Regions from separate parts of the Homo sapiens genome. Here region 2 is linked to region 1. Evidence: read pairs that join two places in POLR2A ChIA-PET (ENCODE). Cell type or tissue: OCI-LY7. All regions are shown on one strand.

Region 1 (8,000 bases):
AAATATAGCCAGGCATGGTGATAGGTGCCTGTAGTCCTTGCTACTTGGGAAGCTGAGCTGGGAGGATCACTCGAGCCTGGGAGGTCAACTGTAATGAGCCGTAATCGTGCCACTGCACTCCAGCCTAGGCAACAGAGTGAGACCCTGTCTCAAAAAAGAACAGTTAAGATGAAGGGGATACTAATTTATAGAATTGTCAACACCTTTAAAAAATTACCATTTATTGGGCACCCACTAAATAGACCCCGTCTATAAAAAGATAGAGATAATCACCTTTGCTATTAATCCCTACCAAGTGTGTCCCATTTGTAAGGGAGATAAATACATAAAAAGGTAAGTGTAATGCATTGTAATGGGCCCATGAAGCAAGAATTTTTTATTTTTTTATTTTTATTTATTTATTTTTATTTTTTTTGAGACAGAGTCTCGCTCTGTTGCCAGGCTGGAGTGCAGTGGCTCGATCTCGGCTCACTGCAACCTCCGCCTCCTGGGTTCAAGCGATTCTCCTGCCTCAGCCTCCCAAGTAGCTGGGACTACAGGCATGCACCTCCACGCCCAGCTAATTTTTGTATTTTTAGTAGAGACGGGATTTCACCATGTTAGCCAGAATGGTCTTGATCTCTTGACCTTGTGATCTGCCCACCTCGGCCTCCCAATGAAGCAAGAGTTTAAGTCACTCACTTGGAGACCTGAAGTCTTGAAAATTGATGAGATAATGAAGAGCACAGAAAAACAAGAAAAGGACTACATGGAAGCATTTAAAGAACCATTACATTGACAAGAGAAAGGAAGAGTCCGAAAAAAGTACAGCTACTCCTTGACTTACATCTGGATAAACCCATTTGTAATTTGAAAATAATGTTAAGTTGAAAATGCACTTAATATGCCTAACCTACGAAGCATCATAGCTTAGCCTAGCCTACCTTACACGTTTTCAGAATGCTTACATGAGCTTGCTGTTGGGCAGAATCATCTGGCAACACATACCCTGTACAGTATCAGGTGTTTACTGTTGTCTAACCCTTGTGACTGACTGGGAGCTATGGCTTGCTGGCACTGCCCAGCATCACACGAAAATATTGTACTGCGTATTGCTAGCCTGGGCAAAGATCACAATTCAAAGTATGGTTTCTGTTGAGTTGCTTTCTCACCTCACAATATTGTAAAGTTGAACAATCTTAAATTGAACTATCGTCCTAAGTTAGGGACCATCTGTAATCACAGGGTAGGGAGAAGATCAGGATATGTTAATACAGTGGTTGTCACTCATTGCTGCTCTCTGACAAAGACTTCAGCCCTTTGTGAATATTATCAATGTAAGATTGTTAACTTTTTTTTAAGGTGAGTTGTTCCTTTTTCCAAGATTTGTCTTTTATGACATACTGTCTTTAATGAAATTGTGATATTAAAATTTTTAATCTTCTACTTATCCAAATAAAATAGGCAATCCTGTGTCAGTCCTTAAAACATCTTTTGAATTTTTTTAGCTTGATGTAATCCAGGTTTGAGAACTGCTGGTCTAATGATGTAATGTCATGGAAATCAGGGGATTTAAGATGGGTTTTGCTAAGGAACATGTAAACAGTGTAAGCCATTGAAGTTGGGGATTCACAGGTTATTGACTTTTTCTTTTTTTTGACAATTTCACTCTTTCACACAGGCTGGAGTGCAATGGCACAATCTCGGCTCACTGCAGCCTCCCGCTCCCGTGTTCAAGAGATTCTCGTGATTTAGCCTCTTGAGTAGCTGGAATTACAAGCCTGGGCCACCGTGCCTGGCTTTCATTGACTTTTGAGAGTATATTGATTAGGGTTCTTTGTTGTAGAAAACAATTTTTTTTGTTTGTTTGTTTGAGACGGAGTCTTGCTCTGTTGCCTGGCCTGGAGTGCAGTGGCGTGATCTTGGCTCAGTGCAACCTCTGTCTCCCGGATTCAAGCAATTCTGCCTCAACCTCCCGACTAGCTGGGATTACAGGCATGTGCCATTACGCCTGGCTAATTTTTTTGTATTTTTAGTAGAGATGGGGTTTCACCATATTGGTCAGGTTGGTCTTGAACTCCTGACCTTGTGATCCGCCTGCATTGGCCTCCCAAAGTGCTGGGATTACAGGCGTGAGCCACCGCGCCCAGCCGAAAACAAATATTTAAAAGCATGGTTGTGTATCTTTCAACCACAGTCAGCTTCATGGGTGACAAGCAAAGTAAGCAAGAACTGGGATCTTAACTTAGATTGGCATTTGGGGAATTGGGTATGGGTCAGTGAGAAGAGCAAGAGACTTCAGGGAGTCAAAAGTCATGGTAGCTTACAAGTGTGGGCCCTTACTCTGCTGGGAAGCTCTGCTGTATCTCTGTAGTTCATTCTTCAGTTTCACGCTTTAATTCTTCTCACACCCCTCAACTCCTCTGCACCTACCCATACTTTTAGCTGAAGGTCTTGCTGTCTACTTAGTTGAGAAGATAGAAGCAATCAGGGTAGACCTTCCAAGCTCTCATTGCATTAGTACCCACGTGTTCTGCTTTCCCACCTATGTATTCATGAGCCTGCTGAAGGCCAGTCTTCACTGGTACATCCCATCTCACCCCTCTGAACTGCTGAAGGATATTTCAGCAGTTTTCTGTATCAGCTGCATCGTTTTCTTTTTCTACTGGGTTATTCCTATCAGTGCAGTAAAAAACTTATTTTGACCACACATCCCCTTTTAGCCTACATGCTCCTTTTCTCTGTTGTGCAGCAACACTTCTCAAAAGAGTTGTCTATACTTTTAGTCTCCAGTTCCTTCCCTCTTGAACTCACTGGAATCAGGCTTTCACCACCTCCCCTATCCAACATCATCACTGACACTTCCATGTGAATCCAGTGATGAGTTCTCAGCTTTTTATCCTATTTAATAACATTTGAAAATGGTCACTCTACCTTCTTGAAACATGTTTCTGCTTAGCTTCTGGGTCCCCACACTTTGATGGTTTTTTTCCTCAGTCTCCCCAATCTTTAAAGCTGTATGTCAAGGTTCCATCTCTTTTTACGTTCACTTTGTTGATGATCTCATCTGGGTCCATGGATTTAAATAAAATTGGTCTACAGTCTGTATTTCTGTCATGAACTGCAGACTCTTATCCAGCTATCTACTTAACATCTCCACTTCGATGTCTGGTAGGCACCTAAAAGTTAACATGTGTATAAAAAGAGTTCTTCTGTCTCTCATTATTTGTGGAATCTATAGACAAATTATTAGAATTAATGAGAGTTTAGCAAGGTTGCTGGATATAATTTATGCCAGCAGTAAACAGCCATTTAAAGGAAATAATGCAATAGCATCAAAAAATATATATAAAGGTACCTAAGAATAAATCCTTTTTTTTTTTTTTTTGTCGCCTGGGCTGGAATGCAGTGGCACAATCTCAGCTCACTGCAACCTCCGCCTCCCGGATTCAAGTGATTCTCCTGCCTCAGCCTCCCGAGTAGTTGGGACTACAAGCGCCTGGCCACCATGCCCAGCTAATTTTTTTATTTTTAGTAGAGACATGGTTTCATAGTGTTGGCCAGGCTGGTCTCGAGCTCCTGACCTCGTGATTTGCCTGCCTTGGCCTCCCAAAGTGCTGGGATTACAGGCATGAGCCACCGCACCCAGCCTGAATAAATCTTTTTAAAAAGGTATTATTGCATCTTTATGGAGAAAAGTTTAGAACTTTATTTGATGATGTTAAAGAAGACTTAAATAAGAAGTTGACCGTGCTCATGATTTGGAAGATTTATTATGAAGATGTCAGTTCTCCCATTTTGATCTAGATTTATTGCCATTCCAAGCAATGTCATAGCAATATTTTCCCCCTTAAATTTGACAGTTGTTTTTAAAATTATTTATTTATTTATTTATTTATTATTATTAGAGACAGAGTCTCGCTCTGTCACCCAGGCCTGGAGTGCAGTGATGCCATCTCTGCTCACTGCGGCCTCAGCTTCCCAGGTTCAAGCAATTCTCCCACCTCAGCCTCCTGAGTAGTTGGGACTACAGGTGCAAGCCACCACATGCAGCTGATTTTTGTATTTTCTTTGTTGTAGAGATGGGGTTTCACCATGATGCTGAGGTTGATTTCAAACTCCTGAGCTCAAGCAATTCTCCCACCTCAGCCTCCCAAAGTGCTGGAATTACAGGCATGTACCACCGTGCCTGGCCTGTTTTAAAACTAATATTAAAGAGTCAGAGAGGCTGGGCATGGTGGCTCAAGCCTGTAATCCCAGCATTTTGGGAGGCCCAGGTGGATCAGTTGAGGCCAGGAGTTCAAGACCAGCTTGGCCAACATGGTGAAACCCCGTGTCTACTAAAAATACAAAAATTAGCTGGGCATGGTGGCACATGCCTGTAATCCCAGCTACTTGAGAAGGTGAGGCACGAGATTTGCTTGAACCTGGGAGGCAGAGGTTGCAGTGAGCTGAGATCACACCACTGTACTCCAGCCTAGGTGATGGAGTGAGACTGTCTCAAAAAAAAAAAAAAAAAAAAGCCAGAGAGCCAAGAATAGCTAAGGCATTTTATAGGTATATTATGAGGGGAGATGGCCTTGCTCTAATACATATCAGAATATTATTGTAAAGGTATGATAGTTAAGACATATGGTAGTCCGGGCGCGGTGGCTCACGCCTGTAATCCCAGCACTTTGGGAGGCTGAGGCGGGCGGATCACTTGAGGTCAGGAGTTCGAGACAAGCCTGGCTAACACAGTGAAACCCCGTCTCTAGTGAAAATACAAAAAATTAGCTGGGTGTGGTGGCGGGCGCCTGTAGTCCCAGCTACTCGGGAGGCTGAGGCAGGAGAATGGCGTGAACCTGGGAGGCGGAGCTTGCAGTGAGCCGAGATCACACCACTGCACTCCAGCCTGGGTGACAGAGTGAGACTCCATCTCACAAAAAAAAAAAAAAAAAAAAAGACATATGGTAGTAGTGTAGAAATATGTAAATAAGCCAATGGAACATAAATTTGGAAGCAGTTGCATACATATATAGAAACAATTTATGATAGAGCTGGCTGTATAAATCAGTGGAAAAAGAATACTTCTGGGACAGTTTTTTTTTCATATGGAAAAGAATGAAATTGGACCTGGGTCTCATACCGTATACAAATCATTTCCAACTGATTGTAAATGTGAAAGACAAAACTTAAAACTAAGAAGTCAATATAGGTAAATTGTTTGGACCTTGGAGAAGAACTGTTACAAACAAGACACAGAAATGTGAATCATAAAGGAAATGACCAGCAGCTTTGATTGCATCTAAATTAAGAACGTGTGCTCATCAAGACATGGGAAAGAAAATCAAAAGATAACCCATGAAGTGGAAAAAGGTATTTGCAACTCATATAATCATAGGATTCGTATCTGATTTATTCTCTTGCATTAATAAGATCAACAACCAAAAGAAGAATGGTAAAAAGAATAGGTATCCTATAAAAAGGGAAGTACAAAGACCTGATAAATAGATTAAAAGACCACACAGTAGGTGATCGTGTTAAACCTACCAGCAGAGCAAAGAATAACCTCCAGTCTGGCCATATGTAGTTTGGTTGAAGATGTAAAGCAGATGGAACGCTTAAAATGCTGCTGCTGATGGTGAAAACTGGTTACACGTTGTTCAGAAGTATTATGACATTACCTTGTGAAGTTGAAGATGTACTGCCCTACTAGTCACCAAAGCATTTATTAATACACTCATTCAGGAAATATTTATCTACTATGTTCCAGATAGTGTTCTGTGTGCTTGGGATCAGTGGGAGACAGATAAAGATAGATTGATAACTAGTGATACAGGGAAATACTAAAAAGGAGTTCAGTTTTGTGCCAACTTATGTTTTTCATTTTTATGGATATAAGTTCTAAGAATGTTACATACTGTTTGATCAGTGCCACTCAGTTCTTTGAATCCTTGTATTTACTAAAAGTCACTTCACAATCCATCAAAAATTATTTTTAATGATCCCTTAGCTGAGAACTACATTCTTTTTCTATTTTGTGGAATACACAGATTGTAAACTATCCAATTAGTTTATGAAATCATGTTACTTAGTCATTTTCTCAATTTTGGCAGGGGGTTGGAGGGGGGGTCATACCCAAAAGCCTTTACCCCGAAGAAGACTTTCAAATGACTAAACTATGTCTGTTATTCTTTTACTTAAAGTCACTTTGTTTATGGAGCCAAAATTAAACAAGGCTGGTCAAAAGTCAGATGCTGCATACTTTTAGATTTTCCCATAGAGCTATTAAATCCCTGGGCTGGCCACAGTGGCTCACACCTACAATTCTAGCACTTTGGGAGGCTGAGGCAGAAGGGCCCCTTGAGGCCAGGAGTTTGACACCAACCTGAGCAACATAGTGAGACCTCCATCTCTAGCACCACTGTTGGTGGCATGCGCCTATTGTCTCAGCTACTTGGGAGGCTAAAGCAAGAGGATTGCTTAAACTCAGGAGCTTAAAGCTATGGTGAACTATGATTGTGCCAATGTACTCTAGTCTGGGCAACAGAGTGAGACCCTGTCTCCAAAAAAAGAAAGAATAATCTCTGTATTTGAGCCAAACTTAAATGGTGTTACAGAGAGGACAATGCTTTTTAATTGTTTTATATAGTATAGATAGAATGGAAACTATTTCATGGTTGAAGATGTGCTCAAAATTATGCTTTTGACAGAATTAAAATGGTGTATCAATGACAGATGGAGAATGTATTGAAATTAAGTGAAGCTTTTAATTTTTATTTTTTTAGACACAGTCTCACTGTCACCCAGACTGGAGCGCAGTAGTACAGTCATAGCCTACTGCAACCTTGAATTCCTGGGCTCAAGGTGAGGTGATTGTCTCACCTCAGCCTCCCAAGTAGGCGCCCACCACCATGCCTGGCTAAGTTTTAAATTTTTTGTAGATACAGGGTCTCCCTATTTTGCCTAGGCTGGTGAAGTTTTTCAAGTTTAGGGCATTACATCGGCCATTAACATCCTCAAGAACATTTGTTCAGCCTAATATGTAGATGCAGGTGTTCTGTTTTGGTTTTTTTGTTTTGTTTTTGTTTTTGAGACAGAGTCTTGCTCTGTTGCCCAGGCTGGAGTGCAGTGGTGTGATCTCGGCTCACTGCAACCTCTGCCACTTCCCGGGTTCAAGCAGTTCTTGTGCCTCAACAGCCCAACTAGCTAGGATTACAGGTGTGTGCCATCATGCCCGGCTAATTCTTGTATTTTTAGTAGAGATGAGGTTTCACCATGTTGGCCAGGATGGCCTTGAACCCCTGACCTCAAGTTATCCGCCTGCCTCAGCCTCCCAGAGTGCTGAGATGACAGGCGTGAGCCACTGCACCTGGCTAGGTGTTCTGTTTTTAAGTGTGCAATTTAATTTATTAGGTACTTAAAAAATTTCATAAATATTCCTACAGAATTTTGAATACTATAAATATATTCATTCTTATTTCAGCGCATATCTTTTCTAAACTGTCATTCATCAACCATTTCTCTGCAAACTTATTTATGCCTATCATATACTAGTTAGATTAACTTAATGGGAATATTTTGAAAATAGAGGGGTACCAGTCAGAGCTGTGGGAGAAAGGTAATTTTCTGTGGGTTGAGGAATAAATGGGTGAGTGAGGAAATAAAGACAATAAGGGTACACTATTCTGTATAGATTTTTGTTAAGACTAGAGGGCAGGCGTGGCTCACACCTGTAATCCCAGCACTCTTGGAGGCCAAGGCAAGTGGATCACTTGAGGCCAGGAGTTGGAGACCAGCCTGGCCAACATGGTGAAACTCCGTCTCTACTAAAAATACAAAATACAGGTCACACATGCCTGTAATCTCAGCTGTTCGGGAGGCTGAGGCACAAGAATTGTTTGAACCCAGGAGGTGGGGGTTGCAGTGAGCCAAGATTGAGCCATTGTACTCCAGCCTGGGCGACAATGAGACTCTGTCTCAAAGAACTGGAGAGTAAAGCACATAAAGGATATACCTGGAGCAAGATACAGGCTCTA
Region 2 (8,000 bases), 240 kb before region 1:
GAAAATCTGAAGTACACTCCCTTAGCCCTGTGGGTTAAACAAAGGCAGTTCAAGACAGATAATTGAGGTGAAATGAATTCTAGGTCTCTTCTTTCACTGGTTCTCTAATTTACTGATGAATTCACTTGGCACTTCTTCATTAAATAAGCCTGAGCTGCTCTTGGAAAAGTCACCCTGAAGAGGAAGCCTTCTTCCACTCCCAGCTTTGATATTCTCACCTAATAAAGTTTATTTCTATATTGGCCAATATAGAAATAAAATAGAGGTCACACCCTAAAGGACCCATGCTTGAATCTGCAAGGGCAGATCTGAGGTCCTGAGCTGACAGGCCATGGGCAGAAATACAATACCCTCTCTAGTCAAAGGAGGAGGTACTTTTTGTTTCCATTGGTTTCTCACATTCACGGGGTTTGTATTTGCAGCCTTGACACTAACTTTAAATAAACATTTGCTTTCAAGGGAAGAAAATAATTGTCTTCATTTTTTTACCCAGTTCTCCAAGTATTCAGGAACCCCTAAAATGACATCTAATTCAGTTTCTGGAATTGGAAACCTCATATGCCCCTGCCAAGGACCACTGTTTTGACCTTGAATTAATCAAGCCAGCTCAGCCCTCTTCCTGACAGGCATCTCCAAAACAGTCTTCATCCAAATGAACGAAGCTGTGTTAGTTGGCATTAGTTTTTTTTCCTGACATCTGCCAGTTTCCATAGAGACCCCAACCTCCTTACTGAATCCGCAGACATGGTGCTCCCAGTCTCTCTTGCCTCCGTTTCATCATTCTCCTGGCTACTCAAGTTTTGCCCTCACACTGGAGTCTTGGTAGGAAGTTCTCTCACACAAGGGGTATGCAGTTCTGTCAGCCAAAGGAAATTATAAAAGCTTCCCAAACTTACGGCAAAAATTAAAGTACTTTTCTTCAAAAACATGATCTTCAGAACACCCCTCCCATCCCCCCACAAAAGACCTAAGAGCCCACGAGGCAGCAGTGGGACAGTGACAAGTTCCAGATCCCAAATGAATCAGCTGTCCTCTGATCTGCCTGACATCATTCACACTCAGCCAGCAACAAATCAGAGCTACAGAAAGCACCTTGTTCCTGCGTCAGTGACAAGCACCAAACTCCCTCCCCCACAAATCAGTTGCAACCTCCAACCCTGAGGCCTGGCGGCAGTAAAAACTCTGGCAGAAATTATACATAGCAACTTGAAAACTCACACTGTGTCAGAAATACTATTAACCCAGAAGGCATGGGCCAGGCTAAACAGCTGTTGCAGTGGGCAAGGGACTGGAAGAAACTGGTAAAATAATGAGCGAAGACTATGTGGGCGTTTCTGCAGCATTATTCATTCTCAAACCCAAGCCTGAAGGAAGACTACAGGGCTTTAATGTTAGGGCTCAAAGCACAGTCATTATTCAAATGCCGAATCTGACCAACTTAACTAAACTGTACTCCTTCAGACAAAGTTCAGTGCCATTTTTTGTTCAATTTCTATTACTCTCTAATCATTCTTGTGGTAAGAAAAGCCATAAGGAAAGTTAAGAAAATAAGCCCAGAAACTAGCTTAATTTCATCCATTAATGTTTAAGGTAAGTTGCAGAAGACCTCTATTGAAGGGTAAGCTAAGCATACTTCTGTATGCTTTGGTTTCCCCACCTGTAAAATGAAGATCATTAAGGTACCTAATATATAGGTTGTGGTGAGGACTAATACATGTAAACAGCAAAGTGCCTAGCACAGAGAAAGCACTATAAAAGTGTTAGCTATTACTGTAAGTCTTGCCCTCTTGGAGCAATCTCCCAGTCTAAAGGAAGAGATTAGTCCCAACAAATAGGAAGACATCTGAGAAAAAGAACCTAGACTCAAGAAAACCAAGTGATCAAGTAAACTGTGGAGCTAAACCCTGGCAGCTAAGAGAGCCAAAGAGAAGCAAGTCTTGTCCCCTGCTTCAGCGGCTCTGCCAACTCTGAGGGGCTTCTCTCATTCACCTAGATGACAAAGCGTATCAAACTGTTTTTTCTAGGGTAATGTTCAAAGGACTAACTCATAGGCAAACCAGTGCTTTTTCAAATGTGGGTCACACCTCTTTAGTAAGACATTATATCAATTTAGGAAGTCAGGATCAACATTTTCTAAAAAGGGAAACTACCTGCACACAAAAAGTACATATACAAATGAAATAGAATAGAAAAGAAAATATTAGTCCTTCGCACACAGCAAGGGTAAGCACTGTTTTGTGAAATGTGTGTTTATGACATCCATTACTGAAATACATACAAATATACAAATGCGAACGTGTGTGATGGGTCATAATGTAAACTTTATTTGTTATTGAAGTCAAAGTCTAAAAAGTTTGAAAGCCACTGTTCTAATTACCCAAGCAAACTCACCCACCTAGTAGCCACAAGCCCTCACTTTTCCTCTCCATGTATTAGTCCAATTATTCAGCCCTCTCAGCACCCTCTTTTTTTCAGAATCCCCAGTTCAGTAGCAGGTCCTAAAGATAACTAGAACACCTTAGAAATCTAACAGTTCTCAACAAGTACTGGCTCCTACTTTGGAAAGCCTTGTGATGATATCAGGGTCAGTTGCCAAAAGCCCCAACCTTGGGTCTATCCTCCCATCCCCAGCTAAGGCTTGCAGTTATGGCTGAATCCTAAGTTTCTACTCAATATTCTCCAATTCTCTAATACCCGAGACCAGGCTACATAATAATAATAATAATAATAATAATAATAATAATAATAATAATAATATAACAATAATAATAATGACATAACAGCAACCAACATTTATTAAGTGCTTAACTATTAGGTTCTATTCTAAGCATTTTACACATTAATATTCATGTAGTACTCATCATAGCCATATGATATATGTACTATTATTCCATTATTATTATTTTTAAAATTATTATTATTTTTTAAAGACACAGAGAAGTTAAGATCATGCCAATGGTAAGTAGAAAAGTAGCATTTCCTCAATATGTTGGCACCTGGTTACCTATATATGAATTATACTAGCCAGAAGTGTCTTCAGCCAAGTTGGTAAACTGGAGCAGTCTAACTCAAGTTTCCAATGCTATAAATCACTGCGCTTTACCTTTCAGTAGAAATTTCTGACAACAGCAGCAAATGGATTCTTTCTAGCCTGCTCTGCATATATTGAAGAGCAGTACTATTGCAGAGCAGTACTCCTTGGGTGGAGGAGAGAGAACACGGAGCTCCTTAAATAATGCCAAAGTGAGAAAATATTTGTTTGATTTTTAGAGAATGAAAGCCATATTTTACATCCTTTATCTGACCAAAGAAGATATTACTTTTACCTCCAGGTAACACATCCCCACACAGAGTACTTTCTTTAGTGGCATTAGAATCCATTTGTGCCAATATTCCTGTGACTTTGCCAGGACTAGGAAGGCCTAACATTTCCCTGGGACTGGTGACAGGGCTCAATAATTTGCAGTATGGTGAAAGAAACACCTGCCTTCTCTTATTCATTCACACATTTATTTATTGACTGTAGAGCCAGAAGAAAGGCCTCTGCTATGGGCTTCTCACTTTAGAGATCCTGCAAAATAACACACACACACAAAACAAATTAATTAAAGAAATGGGGTTTCCTCTGTCACAAGATTCTGCACTGGCAAAGCAGAACCCTAAAAATCCATTCTTGCAAATTGTACAGTTCAGACCACAGGAAAACCTTTGTCCACATATTTCTTCCCATGTCCTTTAAAAGAGAGGCAACTATATCAGAACGCCATTTATGGGCTGTGAAACTGCAAACTTCAGAGAACTCTGCCTGAGATTATGAAATATTTGAGGAGCACAGGGTGTCAGAATAAAAGACAAGACAAATTAACTGTTATATCCTTCCTGTCAAATAACATCAATATCATAGATACCTTTCCTAAGAAAGTATTGTCTCCTAACAGAGTCAAACATCCATTTATTTGATTTCTTCCTGTTCCAATTCACAGTTCTGAAGGTACTCATAATTTAGCTCACTATTCCTAACAGTAGCACACAGCAATTGAGGAACATTTTGCAGAATTAAGGAATTCACATTACTAGTAAATGTATTTATATGCAGGTCTAGAAATGGCACATGTAAGGCAAGGAACCAATTTATTACACTGATAAATGGTTGAACAGTTAATGCTAGAATTACAATTTATTTTTATAAAAATATGTACTTACAAAAATTTTTAATTCAGCTTATTTAAATTAATTTTGAATATTTAAAAGAAAAATAACTTTTAAAAGAATAAAAAACTTCCATTTTTTACGCTTTATATTTTTGATGAGAATATATTCAAACTTTGTACTCTGTGGATATAACTACGTCTTATTTTTAAATCCTACAGATCACTGAAAATGAGTACGTTGTGATCCCAACATAGACAGAAAAATAAGACAGTGGAGCTTAGAAGAGGAAAAAGAGAAAATCTACAAATAAGCTAGTCTGCTTAAATTTGGGGAAAAAAAAAAAAAACAACTGCACACAAAAAGTACTTACACAATTACTATCACTGAAGATTGGAAACACAGAAAATAAACCAGAGTATTCAAAAAAGACAAGTAGCTGGGCACAGTGGCTCATGCCTGTAATCCCAGCACTTTGGGAGGCCGAGGCAGGCAGATCTCTTGAGCCCAGGAACTCGAGACCAGCCTGGCTGAGGCAGGAGAATCACTTGAACCCGGGAGGCGGAGGTTGCAGGGAGCCGAGACGGCACCACTGCACTCCAGCCTGGTCGACAGAGCGAGACTGTCTTCAAAAAAGAAAAGAAAGGGCCAGGTGGGGTGGCTCACGCCTGTAATCCCAGCACTTTGGGAGGCAAAAGTGGGTGGATCACGAGGTCAAGAGATCAAGACCATCCTGGTCAACATGGTGAACCCCCGTCTCTACTAAAAATACAAAAATTAGCTGGGCGTGGGGGCGCATGCCTGTAGTCCTAGCCACTTGGCAGGCTGAGGTAGAAGAATCACTTGAACCCAGGAGGGGGAGGTTGCAGTGAATTGACCACACCACTGCACTCCAGCCTGGCGACAGAGCCAGACTCTGTCTCCAAAAAGAAGGAAAAAAAAAAAAAGACGATATAGAATGATGGTGTGATTGTTCTTAAAAGCATAATATTATATATACAATATTTAGCCAGATTCCCCTCTCCTCCGATGGTTTAAAAATAGTCACAGAAAACAATGGAAAATTTATAGGTTTAACGTAAATGATATTGAAAAGTAACGTTAAAATGGCTGCACATATAAGAATGATTTTTAAAATGATAAAACAGTCACTGCCTATGATAAAGCCTTAAATGAAATTATTTATTTAACTGATAATAAAGTGAGAAAAAGATACCTAACTTTTTTAAGTAAATATTATTCAGTTCTATAGATTATAACAGGGACAAAAGTCATGTTAAACAACAAACTTTACATACTGTCGAGTTACCTAAAGAAGAAAACAAGAAAGTAGAAATAAATGAGAATTTTATAGCTTTACATTTGATGTAAAAAGTACACGCTTTGTCTTCAGTGAGAACTAAAGAAAAAAAGTTTCGATTTTAGGCAGGGACCTAAAGATTGGCAAACTTCCACCTGTAACTATGACATTACCGAAAGAGAACTAGCCATTCTACTACAAATTACCATAAGAATAGACAAAATATACAATGTAATAGTTTTCAGGCACTGGGACACATGTAATGCAAGAAAGAAAACCCAGAAAGAAGGGAAACTCAAAAGTCAGGCTGCTCCCTCCTCAGCTGCCTGGGAGCAATTTTCTTACAAGGGCAGACAGCTAGAGTTCAAGCAGAGCACAGTAGTTCCACTAAGCTGAGGAGGCATGGGCTAGAGTTCAGGTAAGCTAATCAAGCAGACATTGCATGTTCACCAAGAAAGACCACATGCTAGGCCATAAAAAAAGTCTCAAGAAATTTCAAAATATTGAAATTCCATAAATTATGCTGTCTAACCACAACAGAATTAAATTAGAAATCAACTACAATAAAATATAAAATCTTCCAATATTTGGAAACGAAACCACATATTTCTAAATAATCTATTGGTCAAAGATGAAATGACAAAGAAAATTAGAAAATATTTTGAATTACACTATAATAAAGACACACACACCAAATTATGGAATACAGTTAAAGGAGTGCTTAGAGGCACATATATAGCTTTAAATGCTTATATCAAAAAAGGAAGACCTGAAATCACTAATCCATACCTCTGCATTAAAAACTTTAAAAAGTCCAGGGAGGGATAGCATTGGGAGAAATACCTAATGTAGATTATGGGTTGATGGGTGCAGCAAACCACCATGGCATGTGTATACCTATGTAACAAACCTGTACGTTCTGCACATGTATCCCAGAACTTAAAGTATAATAAAAAACAATTTAAAAAAACTTAAAAGTAAATTAAATTCAAAATATAATAAAGAAAAGAAAGCAGAAATTAGGAACAGAAAATAAAAAAATTAACAAAACCAAAAATTGGTTCTTTGACAATATTAATAAAATTAATAAAACCACAGTAATAGACATCAAGAAGAAAAGGAGAGAAAACATAAATCATCAATATCAGAAATAAAAGATGAGTTATCACAACAAATCTAAAGACAGCAAAAGAATAATAAGAGAATAGCAGGAACAATTTATGCCAATACATTCTATAACTTATTTAAAATAGACAAAAAGTTCAAAAAATAACTTACCAAAACTGACTTTAATATAGATGTGCATTATGCTAAGTGACATAAGCCAGACACAAATGAACAATACTATATGATTCCACTGATATGAAGTATTTAGAAGAGGCAAATGCATAGAAAAAGAAAGTAGAACAGAGACTGCCAAGGCCTGGGGTAAGGGAAGAAGGGTGTTACTGCTTAATGGGCACAGAGTTTCTACCTGGGACCATGGAAAAGTTTTAGAAATAGATGGTGACAACAGTTGCATGACATTGTGAATATAGTTAATGTCATTACATTGTATACTTAAAAATGGTTAAAATGCCAGAAGTTGAGGCACAAGAATTGCTTGAATTTGGGAGGCAGAGGCTGCAGTGAGCTGAGATCACGCCACTGCACAGCCTGGGTGATAAGAGCGAGACTCTCTCAAAAAAAAAAAAAAAAGTTAAAATGGCAAATTTTGTTATATATACCTTGCCATAATTTTTAAGACTTTAAAGAAATTAATTCAAAAGGAGTTAAGATTCAAACATAAAAGCTAAAATTACAAACTTCTAGAAGAAAACATTGGAGAAAATCTTCATGATCTTGGGATGGGCACAGATTTCTTGGACAGAATGAGTGAGTACTAACTATAAAAACTCACAAAGAACATCAAAATTAAGACCTTCTGCTCTCTGAAAGACATCCTTCCAAAAAGGAAAAGACAAGCTGGAGAAAAATAAGTCACAATATATATAGTGATGCATCACTTAACAACAGAGATACCTTCTGAGAAATGCATTGTTAGGCGATTTCATCATTATGTGAACATCATGGAGTATACCTGCATAAACCTAGATGGTATAGCCTACCACACACATAGGCTATATGGTATTGTATAGCCTATAGACTGCTTCCAGGCCGCAAACCTGTATAGCATGTTACTGCATTGAATACTGTAAGCAACTGTAACACAATGGTAAGTATTTGTGCATTTAAACATAAAAAAGGTACAGTAAAAATACATGTAAAAGATAGAAATGGTACACTTGTATAGGGCACTTACCATGAGTGGGGTTTGCATGACTAGAACTTGCTCTGGGTGACTGAGTGAGTGGTGAGTAAATGTAAAGATCTAGCACATTACTGTCTACTACTGTAGACTTTATAGAAACATTGTATGCTTGGGCTACACTATTTAATATTGCATAATAACATTATATAAACATATAATATAATTATTATATGTTACAAACTTATATAATTATATATTATATAATTGTATCATATAAAATAACATATAATATAATTATAT

Evidence for each region. Peaks named below come from ENCODE experiments on the same cell type or tissue, not always from the same donor. Only the 100,000 strongest peaks of a DNase experiment are listed, where the experiment ranks them.
Region 2: POLR2A ChIA-PET joins it to region 1 with 16 read pairs; 3 of 35 experiments call an interaction of 5 or more read pairs at or near these places.

What each region holds. Positions count from the first base shown.
Region 1 is chr1:45,667,711-45,675,710 of GRCh38, reverse strand. All of the region lies in intron 2 of GPBP1L1 (GC-rich promoter binding protein 1 like 1), which reads left to right. Among named protein-coding and RNA genes, the nearest start is that of GPBP1L1, 15 kb to the left of the region's middle. In OCI-LY7, no CTCF peak of the experiment used is centred here; no DNase peak of the experiment used is centred here.
Region 2 is chr1:45,906,611-45,914,610 of GRCh38, reverse strand. All of the region lies in intron 4 of MAST2 (microtubule associated serine/threonine kinase 2), which reads right to left. LOC105378694 (a long non-coding RNA gene) reads left to right here and starts at 5,377. Exons shown (of 5, transcript XR_001738038.2): 1 at 5,377-7,664. In OCI-LY7, no CTCF peak of the experiment used is centred here; no DNase peak of the experiment used is centred here.